2 separate regions of the Mus musculus genome follow, and region 1 is linked to region 2. A link is a loop called in an ENCODE intact Hi-C map of the cell type or tissue named here. Cell type or tissue: gastrocnemius. All regions are shown on one strand. Each heading gives the region's core, and the rest is flanking DNA. Links, peaks and the distances in the headings are about the cores only.

Evidence for each region. A loop is a pair of places that touch in the nucleus more often than their neighbours do. Peaks named below come from ENCODE experiments on the same cell type or tissue, not always from the same donor. Only the 100,000 strongest peaks of a DNase experiment are listed, where the experiment ranks them.
Region 1: it touches region 2 in a loop (2.7-fold over the local background); 8 of 42 quality-filtered maps call a loop at or near these places.

What each region holds. Positions count from the first base shown.
Region 1 is chr1:180,413,043-180,421,513 of GRCm38, reverse strand. Itpkb (inositol 1,4,5-trisphosphate 3-kinase B) reads right to left here. Exons shown (of 8, transcript NM_001081175.1): 4 at 7,514-7,727; 5 at 3,156-3,360; 6 at 1,155-1,256; 7 at 168-239. Among named protein-coding and RNA genes, the nearest start is that of Gm39712, 8.9 kb to the right of the region's middle. In gastrocnemius, for the core only: no CTCF peak of the experiment used is centred there; no DNase peak of the experiment used is centred there; H3K27ac peaks cover 941 bases.
Region 2 is chr1:180,346,988-180,355,458 of GRCm38, reverse strand. All of the region lies in intron 2 of Itpkb (inositol 1,4,5-trisphosphate 3-kinase B), which reads right to left. Among named protein-coding and RNA genes, the nearest start is that of Itpkb, 21 kb to the right of the region's middle. In gastrocnemius, for the core only: no CTCF peak of the experiment used is centred there; no DNase peak of the experiment used is centred there; H3K4me3 peaks cover 61 bases; H3K27ac peaks cover 1,039 bases.

The DNA of each region.
Region 1 (8,471 bases), core at 2,965-5,464, 65 kb before region 2:
CTGGGGTGCCCAGGTATTTAAGAGGCAAAGGAAGGCTTGAGGCTGTAATGATCCTGAGAGGCGCTTAGATCAGCGATTTCACTTCCTATTGGGACTAGGGGTGATGGGGAGGGGTGTCAGTCAAGCAGGCAGTGTGTGTCTGTGGGGCTGAGGGCGCAGTACCCTACCTCGTGGCACTTGAAGAAGGGAGAGATTTCCAGGGTCGCTCGAATGGCCTTCAGCCGGTCCCGGTAGGCGATCTGAAGGCAGAGATGGTCAGAGATTCACACACTCTGTGTGTGTGGAGGGGAGGGGCGGTGCGTCAGGTCTATTTAGTTCGTTGGACTCTTGGAATTACAGCTAGCAGTGACCTTGAACCAATTTTACTCCGACTTCTTCATCTACCCCAGCTGAGCTCAGTTATACCTTTTCCAGAGGACTGTGGCCGCTCATCCTCTCGCAGTGCTGGCCCGTGCCAGCATGCCAGCCAGCCAGCTGAGGCAGAGGCCAGAACTGGTTGCTATGGTAACTTCCTGACCACTGAGTGCTGTGCTCCTGACTAAAGACAGGGTAGTGGAAAAGCTACAGTGCCTCTACAAGAGTCCCCTCCACGGAGCCTTACAGATCCTCCTTTGTTGGCAATGAGATACCTGATCATCCCCAGGGGCCAGCTCTGTGAGTCCCATCACCCAGAACTCAGTGCCACTAGGGAAGTTTATATCACACAGGGTCCTTCAATGATGATTTGAATATCAGAGGCACAGCCAGGCAGGGCTAGTCAGCCTTGTCCCGGAGTCCCTAGCAACAGCTGGAAATGCAGTCAGTGGCCTGACTCAGAGGATCTGAAATGATCCGGAAAGGTTCCCCGGAACTAGAGGACTGCACTGCAGACCTACTGTGTGCATTCCAGCCTTATAGGTCTGGGCCTGGAGGCATCAGGAGGGGCAGGGGGCCTGTGTCAGGCCAACTTAGGTGGGAATCCCAGCTCAGCCTTTTCCTGCCTATGCATCCTTGATCTCTCTCAAGTCTTTGATCTGTCAAGTGGAGACAGAAGGTCTGCTTGCTTGTCTGTACAACACCCAGCCAGCAGCAGGTGCTCACGGACTCCTGCTATCACTGTTCCCTGACATGGAAGGGCACTGTGCTGGGGCAGAGGGACTGAAGGCGTCACTCACCAAGATGTTCTGGTTTCCCTTAGTGAATTCTCTGAAAGCCTCGGTGACCTGCTCCCTTGTTTTGGTCTTCTTGAAGTCACGGTTCACAGAGCCATCTTCCTTCTGAGGAGGGAGTCACCCACGGGGGTCAGCAGAGGGCCCATGGGACAGACCCTCTTGCTGCTCTGTGGAGGTGGTCAGGTGCCCAGGGACGGTAAAGCAAGCCAGGTGTAACCAGGTGATTGTCACCTGGTCCAGGAGAGCCCGTCCCAGACCCCAGCTGAGGGGTGTACACAGTGGCTCCAGATCCCCGGCCACACACCACTTTAGGAAGTCTTGGTGGTGTGAGGGGTATCCGAGACAACAATGGGGCAGGACCTTGCTCTACGTAAGGGCAGCAAGGGCCCCAAGGTATGGCCAGCTTCACGTCCTGCTCAGAAGCTTGTCTTGGGCCCGTGACTCACAGTGTGTCTCATTAATGTGGTAGCAGCCATCTGAATGATCAGGCTAACAGTCAGCCTGTCATAGGCTTGTGGTCAAGTGATGGTCATTTAATAGTGGCCCAAAGCACGAGAGCAACAATGCTGGCAATTTTTATGATATGGTAAACAGAAGCTGTAAAGTGTCTCCTTGAAGGAAAAAGGCAAAAAAATAAGTGTGTGTGTGTGTGTGTGTGTGTGTGTGTGTGTGTGTGTGTGTGTGATATGTGTGTGTAGTATGTATATGTGTGGTATGTTTGGTATGTATTTGCATGGGGGGTTATGTAAGTGTGTACATGCATATATACATCTATGTATATATGTGCACATGTTCCTATTGGTGCTCTACATTCCAGACATTTGGTCTGGGTCTTGTCATGCACTACAGACCAGGGGACTGCTATAGGTTTTCCCCAGAGCCAAGGTTTAAGCCCACATCACTGTATCTCTACTCCACAAACCACCATCTCCATGCTCAGAGCCCAGTGCTTCCTCTCTTCAGGCTGACCTAGGAGACAGCTGTAACATCAGGAAGGCTGGCTGCAGAAGAGCCGCAGGTCTGAGGGAATGGCACCTCAGGGAAGCCCTTCTCATAGGCCCTTTCTGTTAGTTGAGGCAAAGGAGGGCAGGTGAGGGTGTGTCCAGTCAGCCTCTCTAGGCCAGTGGATGCTGTTGGCTGTATGGTGCAGAGACCAGAGACTGGGAGCATGTCGTGCCTGGGTGAGAGATGCCAGGACATGCAGTTCAGATAGACAAGGGATGGAGAGCATGCATGTATATAATTTGAATCCAGCCTGAGAGCTGAATATTGCCAGGAGGGAAGGCTGGTTTTTGAAGACAAGGAGGACAAGTGGCTTTCTTAGTCCCCAGCTCTAGAAGCCCGTGAGACACTGGTGATCACATCTACACACTGTGTGAGAGATGACTACCAGAGCTTCCCCTTACTTCAGCTACCCAACCCAACTCCATGCTGGAGAGCAGGCCAGGCAGACCAAGCCTGGGCAACAAAAGGAAGGAGCAGGGCCCCTGAGTGACTGCCACCTTCCCTGAAGGAATGACCACCTGAGACGATGAGAACCGTGTATCCCCTTTCTCTGTTCCTAGCTGCGTCTTGCAATTCTAGTAGCTAGGGACCTGGACTGGAACAAAGGGACAAGGACAGTCTTCTGAGGTCTTCCTCAGGGTATCCAAGAGGAAAGGATGAAGGATGAGGCTCCCAAGGTGATCCCAGGCCGCTACACGCTCCCCTTACCTGCACCTCACTAGCATGAGTCAACATTTTCCCTGTGGCAAGTCTATAAGCTGGCTTCTCTTCAGGGCCTCTGTACAGCTGTACAAACAAGCCACCCCAGCCCCCAGGTCTGATGGCCTGCTACAGCCAGACCACCAGTACCCCAGGCTGCCGAATGGGCCAACACCCCTGAGGCTGGCTGTCCATACTTAGGCCTGTAGGGCGAGGCTTATAGATTCCAGTCTCCCAAGGCCTTCATCACTGAGAACCACGGGACCTCAGCAGCCTCAGGCAATGCCTTACAAATCTCACCTTGATGCCTTCGATCCTGAAGCCTAGGGTGGCTGTCGAACTGATGGTTTCCCGCCACTGCATGTAACGTGGCTTGGTCACAGCTCGCTGGGCTTTCTCCTCTTCAGTGGGGGCCTCAGGGTCCACCTCGACCATCTTCTGGTACATGTCCTTCCGCAAGCTAGGCTTCTTCCGGGCCTTGGTGAGTTCTTCCTCCAGGTATGTCCTGTATGGGAGGTGAAGGACATGAGTCCAGGATTGGGCCACAACTCCCTGGAGTCACGTCTGATGGATGAAGGCCCTGAGTTGGCTGTGCTTTGACTCAGGACAGTGCACAATAGAGTGACATCTAGGATGGGATGAATTCATTAGGAAAGCCATGTACCACCCAGGCCCAGAGCACCTTGATGCTGGATGACTATGAAGGCCTGATAAACTCAGAACTGCCCACAAGGAAGCTTTTCTAGGGTCAGCAAGAGAAGAAAGATGGCGGGACAGTGGTCAGTTTGTGGAAGAGAGACAGAGGGCAGGGTTCCCCTTGGAACTCTGTTGTACCCTGGCAGCCTGGAGAGCATATTCTGTCCTTCCAGTCTGTCTCCCTGTCCTCATGCAGCATGACGCAGGGCTGCATCTCTGGCTTTTTGCAACAAGGTTCTTGGAAGCACCAAGGTCAGAATAAAAGTGGGCTCTGTAGCCCAGTAATGTTTCAGAGATTAGACTGGCACTCTTACGGTCTCCACCATAACAGGTCACAGAGCCTCTGATCCCAGGAAGACTAAAGCATGTCCATCCCCCCCCCCCCCCCTTTGCACAGTAGAATCTGCAGGCTGACCAGGTGAGGGCACTAAGCCCTTAGGAGAGGTGACAGGCAGAGACAAGCCAGGCTCAGAGCAGCTGGGGGTGGAGTCATTGGCCCAGAACTCTGGGGACCAATTCTGGTCCTAACACTAGCCTCCAACTCCCCTCTGAAAACTCCCACCACCTCCTCCAACTGGAAATGACTCACCCTAGCCTTTCTCCCCTACAAGAGCTCTTCCACCCAAGTGCAAGCTGACCAGGGCCCTCATGAGGCAGCAGTCAGCAGTTCGCTGCAGGATGGGGAAGTGGGCCCCCTGTGGCCTGCGTGGGTGTAAGCTGCCCTCAGAGCACCCTCCCTTCTCTCCTGTCCACTCTTCTCCCCTTCCCCCACAAGTCATCTCTCCACCACAATCTTCCATTCTGCCATTCTGGGTCTCATAACAGACAGAACACAAATCTCCATCTTACAAAGGAGACAATTTCAGAAACCTGTACCCACTGGTATTACACTGAAAGGAAACTCCGAATTACCTGGGGTCTGTGTGTATAAACATGTCTTGGTTGTTTAGGAAGGCCATAAGGGGAGGGTGCATTAGCTTCTGGTTGGGTGCTTGTACACACACACATTCCGTGCACTCATGCACACAGCACACCACACTGTGCATTCAGATACCAAGTTGTCAGTCGACCCATGTGCCATGGGGGAGAGGGGGAGGAATTCATTCCTAACACGCATAAGGGTGCAAAACAGGTCTGCAAAGCAGGCTAACTTCTACAAAGAGTTCTCAGTAGCTCCTTAAACAGGAAGTGGACACCAACACCACAGCTCTGATCCCATGGACCCTTCTTCAAAGGGGGTCCCCACAGCTCCAGCTAGACAGAGTCGCTTGTTCCTCTGGCACAGAATGGGGCTTGGAAGAGATGTTCTCAATGGATACTAGCTAGGAAACAGGTCTATTATAGGAACCAGTGAAACTTGTTACTGCAGAGGGAAGCCCGGGATCCTCTTATAGGGGGAGGGAGACCTGCGCATCAACTTCTGGAGCACAGAGAATTAACTTGGGGTAGCAGAGAGGTGCTCCCATGGCTGGACTCTGGGGGAGAGGCTGACTCAAACAAAGAAAGGGAGGCGGTGAGTCCATGCAAGGCCAACAGGTGTCAGGTCAGGGCCAGAGCAGCTTCCCCAGGGGCTGGGGGCTGGAAACCAGCTCTAGGTCTGGATGACAGAAGATACACTCACATCCAGTGGGAAGTTGTAAGCCCGAGGGTGCAGTGTGAGCACCACTCTCCTGGAGGCAGGTTCCAGGTCCTAGAAACACCCTGATTTAAGATGCGTCCAGGTCTCCGTGCCTTCCCTCAGGACCCATACACACCATGGCTAAGGCTGGCTCTGCTGACGAGCCTTCTCACCATTTTTGTAAGCCTCTGCCTCATTCATGCCCTGACTTGGTGTTTGACAAGGATCCGTGTCCTAGCCTCTTTCCACGGCAGGGACAGCCATGACCTACTTATCTTGGTGCAGGCACAGAGGGCTATGTTTCTGTGCTACTGTATTTGGCGTCTCCATGGAGGGCAGGCCACGGTTGAGGTCCTGGTGTGCAGTGCAGAGGCCTGGGTACATTGTACTATGTTGCTACGTGGGAAGGCATCCCTGGAGACTCCCGCTCAAATGGTAGCACAGGCTACCCTTGTGGTGTGGCTGGCCCTGGGACACACAGGGACAATACAGTTGAAGCATGTAGTAGAAGTACTCAGAGTTAAGGAGGCCCTTAGGGACTGTGTGTGGGGAAATAAGGGCTGTGAGTGATGCTTTTGGGGTGGTCTCCTCTTCCCTAACTCCACCAGGGATGGGGTTACTTAAGCCCTCTTGGATAGGAGAGCTCTGAGGTACAAAGAGAGAAAAGGTATTAAGCTAGAAGAGAGGGGAGTGGGTGCCCCATTCCTGCATCTTTCTAGGGAGCACACAAGGCTGGAGGCAAGGCAGAGCTGACTTTGTGTAATTGCACTGGTCTGGGCACCTGCAAGAATGCCTAGTGGGGCTATGCTTGTGCCCACCTCCTTCTCCTGCAGGCAGACTGAGTCCCCGTCTTCCTAATGTTGGGAGGAAGGGCAGGGCCTCTGCTTGAGTGGGCATATTCTAGTGCATTGTGGAAAGAATTTTCTAGAGACAAAAATAAGATATCCAGAGATCCAAGGCTGTATGGTAGTTACAGGGACATTCTGCTTTCTCCCTGGGAGCCAAGACATCCAGGGCCTTGGAACTAGGAGGAGGTGGCGAGTGGTGGAGAGGAGCCAATAGCAGGCCCTGTATTGCTCCATGACCCCATCCATCCCTACTCTCGGGATAAGAGCAAGGGGACTGGTCTTGGCCAGTTGCCAGGGGCTGATATGGACACAGAACTCCTAGGAGGGATGAGAAGGAAAGAAGGAAGATGATTGGTGTAATCCGAGTACACTGGGCTCTCCCTTCCTCCTTGCCATCTTCATATAAAAGACACTATATGCGAGGGACAGGGGAGATAGCTCAGTTGGTAAAGTGCTTGGCACAGACTTGAGGACCACACTATCATAGAACATGGTGGTGTGTGCCTGTCCTCCGAGCACTAGGCGGGTGGAGACCTGAGGCTGCATGGCCACCCAGCCCCCTAATCAGAGAAGCTGAGGTCTTAAAAAAAAGATTTATTTATTTCTACTTTATGTGCATTGGTGTTTTGCCTGCATGTATGTCTGTGTGAAGGTATCATATCCTCTGGAGCTGGAGTTACAGACAGTTGTGAGCCGCCACGTGAGTGCTGGGAATTGAACCTGGGTTCTCTGGAAGAACAGCTAGTGCTCTTAACCACCGAGCCATCTCTCCAGCCATGAATGATGTTTTAATAAAACAAGTTCGTCAGTTCCAGAGGAACTGAACAAACCTCTAGCCTCCACATGCACACGCATGCATAAAAACACACACTCATATGCACCTGCCCATGTGCTGAAGAAATAGCTCAGTCAGGCTATTCAAGTCAGATTTAGGCACCAGCTCTGAGCTCAGTCCACTGTCTAGTGTGCATGTCTGCAGCCAAAATTAGGTTCTCTGGGCTCGTCATGCCATGCTGGAAGCCTGAAAGGTGGACAGCCAAAAGGTAGGGATGGTGTCCACTTCTGCCTGAGGCTCTCTGGCCCTCCAGACTGTGGAGCTTAGCATAGGCTTGGAGCTCCTGGCAAGGTCTGGAATCACCTCAGGCCTATCTTCTACCTGCTGCAGGGGCCTCTGTAGCTCCACTCTTAGCTGTACCCTAGTGTCAGATCTGTTTTCTTTTCTTTTTTTTGAAACCAGCATATGCTACAAGCCAGTTCTGTGCTCCCTCTCTATTCCCCTGTACCAGGAGGTCATTGTCTTGCTTCCTCCCTGATGGCTATTCACCTCCCACCTGACTAGTGTGCATCTCCTCTGTCTGCTCCCCAACAGCCTCAGCATCCAGCCAGGGCTGCCTCGAGGAGAAGAGGCTCTTGGCAGAGTGGGGCCAGCTTCCAAGTGTCCTCTGTACAGCCAGGCAGGATGGGGGCGGGGCACACCTGCAAAAAGCCTGGCTCACCTGACACCCATCTTGCAGTCCATCACGCAGGGCGAATCGAAGTCAGCCAGCAGGTCGTCCATCTGGTTGTAGCGTTCCCCATCCTTCACCACGTCCCCATGGTAGGCTGGCACGAAGGGTCTCAGCACATCCGCCATTAACCGGTCCAGGCAGCGCTGCTCAGACTCACAGTGCTTCTTAAGGATGCGGCCATTTGCAGCTGCCTTGAAGCTCCCTGTGGAGTAAGTAGGAGAAGGACCTCTAGCCTCAGCGGAAGCCAGAGGCATCAGGGACCCCGTCACCTTGTAACAGTCCCTTAGAAGCTGCATCTGACACCACTCCCTCCTCCCAACCCCACCCCAGATGAGATGTTACAGCTATGGCTGACCTGAGGGTTGAGGTGTGGCCATTTGTAGACAAGCCCCTTAAGGCTTTGAGTTCTGGCCACTCATCCACTGACTACAACCCTGGTATAGTTCTATCCACCCCTCAGTATTATAACAAGCACCCCACCTCTACCTCTTAATGAAGCAGGTGTTGCTGAGTCTTAGGAAAAAAAGCCCAGTGCCACACAGGGCGCAGAGTGGGCTAAAAGAGTGTGTCCAATGCACAGGCCACCTGGGTAGTGCTCCTTCAGTTATTCCGTCAGGGAGTATTAAGAAAGGGTGTCTATCTACGTCTTGGTCTAAGTCTGTGTTGCCCTGTGAAGAACCTGCAGGTCGGTGAAGTCACAAGGACCAAATCTGGGGTGGCTATGGAGGTATTCCCAGAGGACAGTGCAAGAAAAAGGGCTTCATATGGTGGCTAGATGACCTTGCCAGCACCTTGGTGGCTATGGGGTGACTTGGTCACATCTCCCTCCAGTTCAAGTTCCTTCCTGGTAGAGACTCCATCTCTGCTGACAGTACAGCCCCCAGAACAGGGCGATGTAGGCACACACAGTGGCCGCACGCTGAAGTGGCTTAGCTTAATCCCTTTG
Region 2 (8,471 bases), core at 1,988-4,487:
TCTTCTGGGGTGGAAGTGAGTAAAGGTATATGTTCTCCAGACAGGGAGCCACTGACAGACCAAAGCAACGATGCCATCCAGGCTGCTAGTGGGTTTATTAGGCTTACCTGCGGGACCATGGGTGACTGAGAAGTCTCACTTCAGCACAGGAAGATGACAACTTCAGCAACCCTGCATCCCTGGGGTCTCATCTTCAGCTAACTTCGCACCTCCCATATATGCTCTAGCACCTCCTGAACGGTATGTGGCAGTGTAGTGTGATGGAGTGGGAACTAAAACCCTCCATGAGCCTGGGGACTCTCCCTCCCCTCCTTTTACCAGTGAGTGTTAACAGCCCCATCACCACCACCATCACCACCACCATCACCACCACCATCATCATCACCACTACTAACCATTCTGTTACTGCTACGGCCACAGGTCACAGACCAAGCCTGTGCAGGTTCACCACAGCATTCTGTGGGTTCATGCCATACCCAAAGAAAATGTTATCTATAACATATATACAAAATACATTCCATGAATACATGAACATGAACACACACACACACACATATATATATGTGTGTGTGTGTGTGTATATATATATATATATATCCTCACAGACACATACAAATGACACATACTATACATATATAGACGTATATATATAAACATATACCCATATCCACCCATACATACACAAATATATACAACACATGTATACATATAGATACATATATCCATATCTGCCTCATGTATTTATAAACTGCACGCGCGCACACACAAGTGTATAATCGGCGACTCATACACGTAGAGGCTCTGGTAAGACCCAGAGCTGAGCAGGCCCTGGACCCAGCCAGCTCTTTGGAGGCACTCCCGCCTCTGTCCTGTCCCTGCCCCCATCTCCAGACTGACTGCTTTTGTCTGGTGAGTGGGCGCCAGAGCCCAACCCACCCCACACTTAATGCCCACTTCATGGTTCAGAAACTGAGTGGAATCAGGTTTGGAGAACATGCTGCAGGAGGAGGGAAGCAGCAATCAACTGCTATTTTTATCTGGCATACTGAGACCTCCATGCCCCTCTGTCAGGAGTGACAAGGACTTCACCCTGGTCATAGGTTTCCGGTCCCATCCCATTTTAGATCCATGGCAGCCAGCTTCCTGTCTCCTCACCCCGGGACTTGGGGGCAGAGCTGTGGCCTCAGGGAGTGTCTAGCAAGGAGAGAGAATGTGTCTCAGTGGCTGCCGTGGCCTGCCTTCTGAGACCCAGCACCGTAAAGCTATAATTTAAGGTTAAGGGGGATGTCACTCCCAGGACTCTGGGCTTAGGCTGAAGGATGCATCCTGGTGTTGAGTACTAGCGCCCTGAACCTACCTCATCCAATGACCTACCACCCACAGGCTGTATCCCCACACACACGCCAACAAACACCCCCACAGTTCATTTTAACTCTCAAATATTTCTAGTTCTTCTGGGCACATAGTAGGGCTCCACGCCCTGGCTCCTCAGTTTGGTGACGACATGAGACTTGTCCTGCTGTCTGAATGTGAGCAGAAGTGTTGTGTGTCACATCTCTGGGCTGCAGCCTCACAACTCTGCAGGTCATCTGCCTAGCTAGTTCCCTCCGTCGTAGCAATGGGCGTTGGCAGCCCAAGCCTAGGCAAGGGTGAGAGGTAGTGGAGCCGTACTTGGATCAGGTGTGTAGAAAGGAAGAAAGGTTCGTTGCGTTCAGCTGTTTGATGGGAAGTTGCTCGTTACTGCCCCACATTTAGCTCATCCTGTTCCTGAGTAAGGATCACATGGCCAAGAGAAGAACGGGAGAAAGCAAGGGGGTACAGAGCAAACGACCTGTCGCACACCCCACGCAAGCCTGCCTCCATTTCTTATGTCTGTGACATTTTCCTGCGTGACCAGGTTAATGCCTTCAAGTTTCAGATCCATCAACACCATCTCTGAGAATATTTCTCTTGTGGCCTTAGATAGTATTGATTGGCATCTGCCTTCTGTTTCCACCCAAAATCTATACATAGCTCTACAAACACACTTAGGGCATGTGTGCTCCTTCTCTGGGAGAACTAGACAAAGCAACAGTTACAGGAGGGAGCTTTACAATCGTGTCTCCCGATGAGGAGCAATAGCTCTACAGATACCCAGAAACATCCAAGCCCCTTGTGGTAGTGACAAGGTCTCACAGTGCTGCCCATGCTGCTCATGGGCTCAGACAGTCCCCCTGCTTCAGCCTCCTGGGTTGCCTGGATGACAGGTGAGTGCCACGGTACCTAACCACCAGGAACGTTTTGGTTGACAAAATGTTCTCCATCAAGAGTGCTGCTAAACATCCTACAGTGTCCCCTACAACAACTGTTCCCAAATGCCAATAGTGCCAAGGTTGAGACACTCAGTTCTAGAGCAAGGCTGTCTGAGGCCACCTCCTGACTTGTGTTGCTGCAGTTTTAAGCATGTCACTTTAACTTCTCAGGCACTACTTGACACATGACAGATGCATAATAGGCGTCAAGTACTGTACTGTGCTCTCTGACCCTGGCATGGACGTTCCTGTGTAACTATCCCCAACTGCCTGTATGCATTAAGTCTGGGCTTGTGTAGCTCACGTGTTAGCTCACCTCCTTCACCACCTCCTGAAAGCTAGTTTACTATAACAAGTAGATAAAACTCTGTCAGGGGAGGGAGGGAGGGAGGGAGGGAGGGAGAGAGAGAGAGAGAGAGAGAGAGAGAGAGAGAGAGAGACAGAGAGAGACAGAGAGAGAGAGACAGAGAGAGAGAGACAGAGAGAGAGACAGAGACAGACAGAGACAGACAGAGACAGACAGAGACAGAGAGAATGCATAATCTCCACTTTTGGTTCATTCCTTACTTTAGTTCTGTGCAGAGAACTCCAACCCTGAGCAAGAATGGTTTTAAAACCCAGAAGAGAGGGCTCTGCACGGCTCAGTTGGTAGAGTGCTGGTCTGGCACACACAGGAATCCCCAGGGACAGCAGAAGATAAACACGCTCGCCCATCTAGAAGAATTCAAGTTCAGGGCACATAACAAGGCCATCTAGAGGAAGGGATTTGAGCCAGGGTTTTTGCTGATAACCAACTGAGGTCTTAGGGCTAAAACTCAGCACAAGCATAGAATTTTAATTTGAATCCCAAATAAAGCAAGAGATTTTTTTTTTAATTAAAAAAAAATCAATTAAGCAACTTCAAACCAGCCCCAGTTTCTCCAAATGTATCAAACCAGAAAAACACTCAAAGCAAACCATCATTTGTTTTAGTTATGCATTTGGGCTTGGACCCCTTCCCTCCCCTGCCCCTCCCCCATTGACCTTGACCACCACAATGAGCTGAGGAATTCTCTTGGGCCTTTGGGACAACATGGATGGGCAGTGGGTGACTTTCCGAGACTTCCTCCTTCTAAAGCTTCGAGGATACTTAGGAGAATTGGCTGCTCATTTCCCAGAACCCCTTCAAGCCCACGTAGAAAACAATCCTCTTCTTGTGACCACTTAACACAAGCTCACCGGAGGCGATTTTCCAAATCCTAGACTAAGGCGCGGACGACGCATCTTTTCATTTCTCCGGACTCATCAGAATCTGGGCTGAGGTGCTTGCTTGCTTTCACACACTCAAAGCCCCACCAACACTACTAGCCAGACAGACAAAGACAGACAGACATGTTAAGCACACATGTGTGCCTCTCCCCTGCTTCCCGATGCAGGCAAGCCCCTCCGCTGGTGTCTGGGCTGGCAGAGCCCTAAGAATAAGGAGAAATCTTGAAATCCGCAGCTGCGCGTTTTCATGACGTTAAAACAAGAAAGGAGAAGCCTTTCAAGAGCCTTCCATACAACTAAATCACAAAGCGGAATCCAAAGAGTTGGGGGTTGGGGTGGGGGTTGTTTTATTGGCCTAGGTGATAGAGACCCAAAGGGAGAACCATTGACAGAAATGGGCTTCGCCCAGAGCTGGGCCTGAGCTTTGAAGGCACTCAATCTGTCAGAGGAAGGGAAATGGTTGTAGAAAAGGACCCACATATACAACATGTGGAAGCAGAATGGTTTGGGGTGTGTGCATACCCACACACGCACGGGGACACACACACACACACACAGAGAGAGACACACACAGACACAGACAGACACAGACAGACACAGACACACACACAGACACACACAGACACACACACAGACACAGACAGACACAGACACAGACACAGACACAGACACAGACACAGACACAGACACAGACACAGACACAGACACAGACACAGACACAGACACAGACACAGACACACATGGGGATTCTGCTCTGGATCCTGTCTCTCCTTTGCTGTCTTTCTGGGGGTTGGGGTGGGGGTTGTTTTGTTTTTCCAGAGACCCAGAAGGAACCCAAGACAATGGCGTCTGTGAGGAGACAATTCAGCATCTGCTTCTTTGTTTGTTTTTATTTTCAAGCCCAACGGCCCACAGACAACTTTCCTTAAATATAACACCTGAGTCAGTCTGGGAGGGGTCCCATGGAGACAGGGTGGGACAGGACGGATTCCTGGGCCGGACTGCCACCCTGGCTGCCTGCGCATTCCAGCCACCACCGAGGGTGCCTACCAATCAGCAGCGTTCTATTTCGGAATAGACAGTTGTAAGAGCAGAAAGGCACCCTCACCTACATCCCTGTGAGGCAGAACTCCAAGCCCCCGGCTTCACCGCCCCATTTCCACAGCATTTCTGTGCATTCCCCCCTCAGTGCTAGAGACAAAGCCCAAGGCCTCACACACACTAGACAAGCACTTGACGACTGTGCTAAATCCCTCATCCGGCATTTTTATTTTTAAAACCCAGATCACTCAATAGAAGGATGCAGTCAGAACATAAACCAGTATTTACCACTGTGAGCCGTTAGGTGTAAACAAATTAAAAGCACATTAATAGGCTATGCGTGTGGTAGCTCAGGGGCAGAGCACCTGCCTGGCATGCATGGGTCCTAACTTCAATCCCCCCCCACCCCCGACATCCCTAAATAGATAAATGTTTACAAACAAAAAGGTGGCCTTTATCCCTGATTGTCTGGATGGCTAAAATTTTTAAAAGTGACAATGCCCAGTGCTGGCAAGGATGTGGAGACACACTGTCACCCCCATTGTTGAGAGAGTGTAGAGTGAGATGCCATTCTGGAAGGCAGTCTGGAAGTTTCCTTTAACTAAGTAGATAAGCCTAAAGAATAAGAAATTATTTTAAAAGAAACCAAACCTAAGTAAAACACATCTCCCATGCGTAGAGTCCAGCAACTGCACTTCAGGGTAGTTACTGTGGAGGAATGGGTTCATGCTTACACAAAAGCATGAATACAGACATTCACAGCAGCTCTGTTAGAAATAGCCCAACCCTGGGCTACACACAGATGTCCCTCTCCTAAAACCTCAGAGGAATCGAGGTAGAACTTGAGTAACTTCAAACTCAGGAATCCCGAGAGGCTGCCACCACCCCACCCAGGTGGGGTGACACATGCCAGGTCACCCACAGTCCCAAATGGACTTTCCAATGCTCACCCAGGCAACTGCTATGCCCCTTTGTCTGTAAGAAGTCACAGTGTCCCTGCAGGTCACACCTCAGTGCTAACTTCTCTTGCTAGTAAGGAACCCTGAGGCAATCAGAGATCCTAGGCCTCTCTACCGCCACCACCTAAGTGAGAATAATATCCTTATTGAGGTGTGGTTCCTAGGCAAGAAATCCGCCTGCCTCTGCCTCCCAAGTGCTGGGATTAAAGGCTTGCGCCATCACAGGCCGGCTGGCAAGTAACTATCTTGATGGCCTTCAATTCCAATTGGATACCTAATGCGTTACCAGTCCCCAGCAGTGTTTACCCCATTCGCAGATGGCTCAGTGGTAGCACTGACCGTTCTTCCAGAGGTCCTGAGTTTAATTCTCAGCAACCTCACAGTGGCTCACAACTATCTGTAATGGGATCCTATGCTAAATAATTCTGAGAGAGAAAGAGAGAGAGAGAGAGAGAGAGGGAGAGAGAGAGAGAGAGATCAATTTGCAAGGGTTACCTTGCTCCAGAATGTCTGGCTGCTGCATTTAACACACACACACACACACACACACACACACACACACAAGTGCTTCTTGAGGACATATCTACCATCCTCTCTCTTTGCAGCAAGCAGAGTCCCTGAGGGTGGGGCTACAGAATGATTATCTGGAGATGCCACTGTCATCCACTCAGGGCCTGGTTCTGTCTGAGCATCTGTTTAGGGCAGTTTCCCTAGGTCCCCTTTGCTATAGTTGCATCCACTGAGTCCATATTATTAAACAAAGACACATTCATCTGGGAGGAAAAGTCTTCTGTGTTCCACCTCCAGGAGCAGAAAGCTGATCCTGAGCCTGACTCGAATGCTGCTGGGAGCAGCCGTGAACACACGCTGTTCTTCCTTAGATATAGTATTACCTAAGCAACAATCAGCTCCGCTCTCTGAGCCATCTCCCTGAACTCCAACCATGTCTCCCTGTATCCAACACATTTAACCCTAGGGAAATTATGATTCCCAGTGAGTTCCATAAGAAATGCAAGTCCAAGTTACTTCCACCCCATTTTTATGTGTCACAGGTGTGTGTGTGTGCACACACGTGTGTATGCGCGAATGTGCACAAGCACATATGCATGTGCAGGTCAGAGGACAGCCTTGGATATCATTCCTAGGTGCCATACTCCTTGTTGTTTGAGACAGGGTCTGTCACTTGGCTTGGTACCCACCGATGTGCTGGACTGGCTGACCAGCAACCCCCAGAGATCTACTGGGGGGTTTACCCTCCTCAGCACTGGGATTCCCAGCATGCATCACTACGCCTGGCTTCCCGAATGATCACTGGGGATCAAATTCCTTCCTCATAAGGCAACACCTCAGCACCTGAGTCATCTCCCCAGCCCACCATCCACTTTTAAACCTATATTTGGGGCTTACATTCCAAGGTCACACTGAACTATTTCCAAAACCAGTGTCACATGTTCCCAAATTACAGTCAAAAGAGTGGTCTCCAGCAACCCACCACACGGTCCATTCAGGGCACTGCCCCCTCAAGCTAACCCGTGAGTCCTTAGGGCTCACCGTCATCACCTACGTTCCAGAAGTCCTTCCTGCCATCCCAAAGCCCCTTGGTCTTTGAGGTCAACCGTAACAGACCAGGAGATCAGGCTCGGACAGCAGCAAGAATGTTTCTCCTTCAAGGCTGTAGATGAGCCCAGGGCTTCCAACTTGCTAGGCAAGCACTTTGCTATTGAACCACACTCCAGTGCCAGCCTTACAAGAGTAACTGCGGGAGGCGAGGCAGGAGATGGCTGCTTAGAGAGAGATCTGACTGTTAATGAAGTGTGCAATACCACAGGGTAAACAATATCCCAGATGCTGCTCCAGAAGGCTCTCACTTGAAATTAAAACTAATCACCTGCCTGTAATGCTAACAAGCTCTTTTATGGTCTCCTTCCTCCAGGACATCAGCCCGCCCCCCATCCTGTCCATGACAGAAGGAGTGTGGAGAGGGCATAGATGTACACGCCAGCTAGGCCTGAGATGCACAGCAACCAAACAATGAGCTCAGTACCTCCAACAGACGGGGCCCTGGAGACCTTCACAAGGTTCTCTTGACCTCCTACGAGTTAGCATCCCAGGTGCCTGTCTCACATCTCCACCATCCTCGACCATGGCTGATAGCAAAGAGCAGCCCCAGAACTTAGGGAGTCCTGGAAGGAGCAGGGCAGAGCCATGTAAAGTGGACTGCACAGACCACAGCTTCCTGGTGCCAAGGCCTAATGAAATGTATAGGTGTCGAGCATCGTCCCGTCTTCAGTTAAAGAAAGCACCTGTCACTCAGAAGGGCCCATTTTAACAGACACACTGCAAAGCCAGTTCATCTGCACACATACACAGATGCAAGCACACATGCCCCCACCCCACACCAGTTAATTTGCCACAACATGCACAGATGCAGGCACACATGCCCCCCCCCCCCACACACACACTACAGCACACCTATACCTCAGCATTTGTGCTCACGAACTATGGAGACTCTAAGAGACATGAAGAATGCTGAAGATTGAGGGGAGAGCAAGGAAGGGGTGTGCCTCCCACACCCCAAGACTCCGGAATTTTTGTGCCAGTGCTACATCAGCCACCTTCCACCTCTAAGACAGAATAAATAGGTTAGTCCCCAGGGCCAGTAACCAGATACCCTGTGGCAGCAGCTGAATACAGAGGAGTGTTTGTAAAACGTCACATTCTGAGTCCTAGTAACAAGATGAGGCCTCGCCTACAAGTCAGGGACCTCCTTGACAATGTAAATCCTACTGTCTACCTTGTCCTGCACCTGAGATGCTGGGTGATGCAGGACACACTTGATCCTGAGCTGGGGACCCCTTTGAAGCACAGCTCAGTGATAGTGTGACAGGAGGAATGCCTCTGTCTCCGGGCCATCCTGCATTGCCTTGAATCC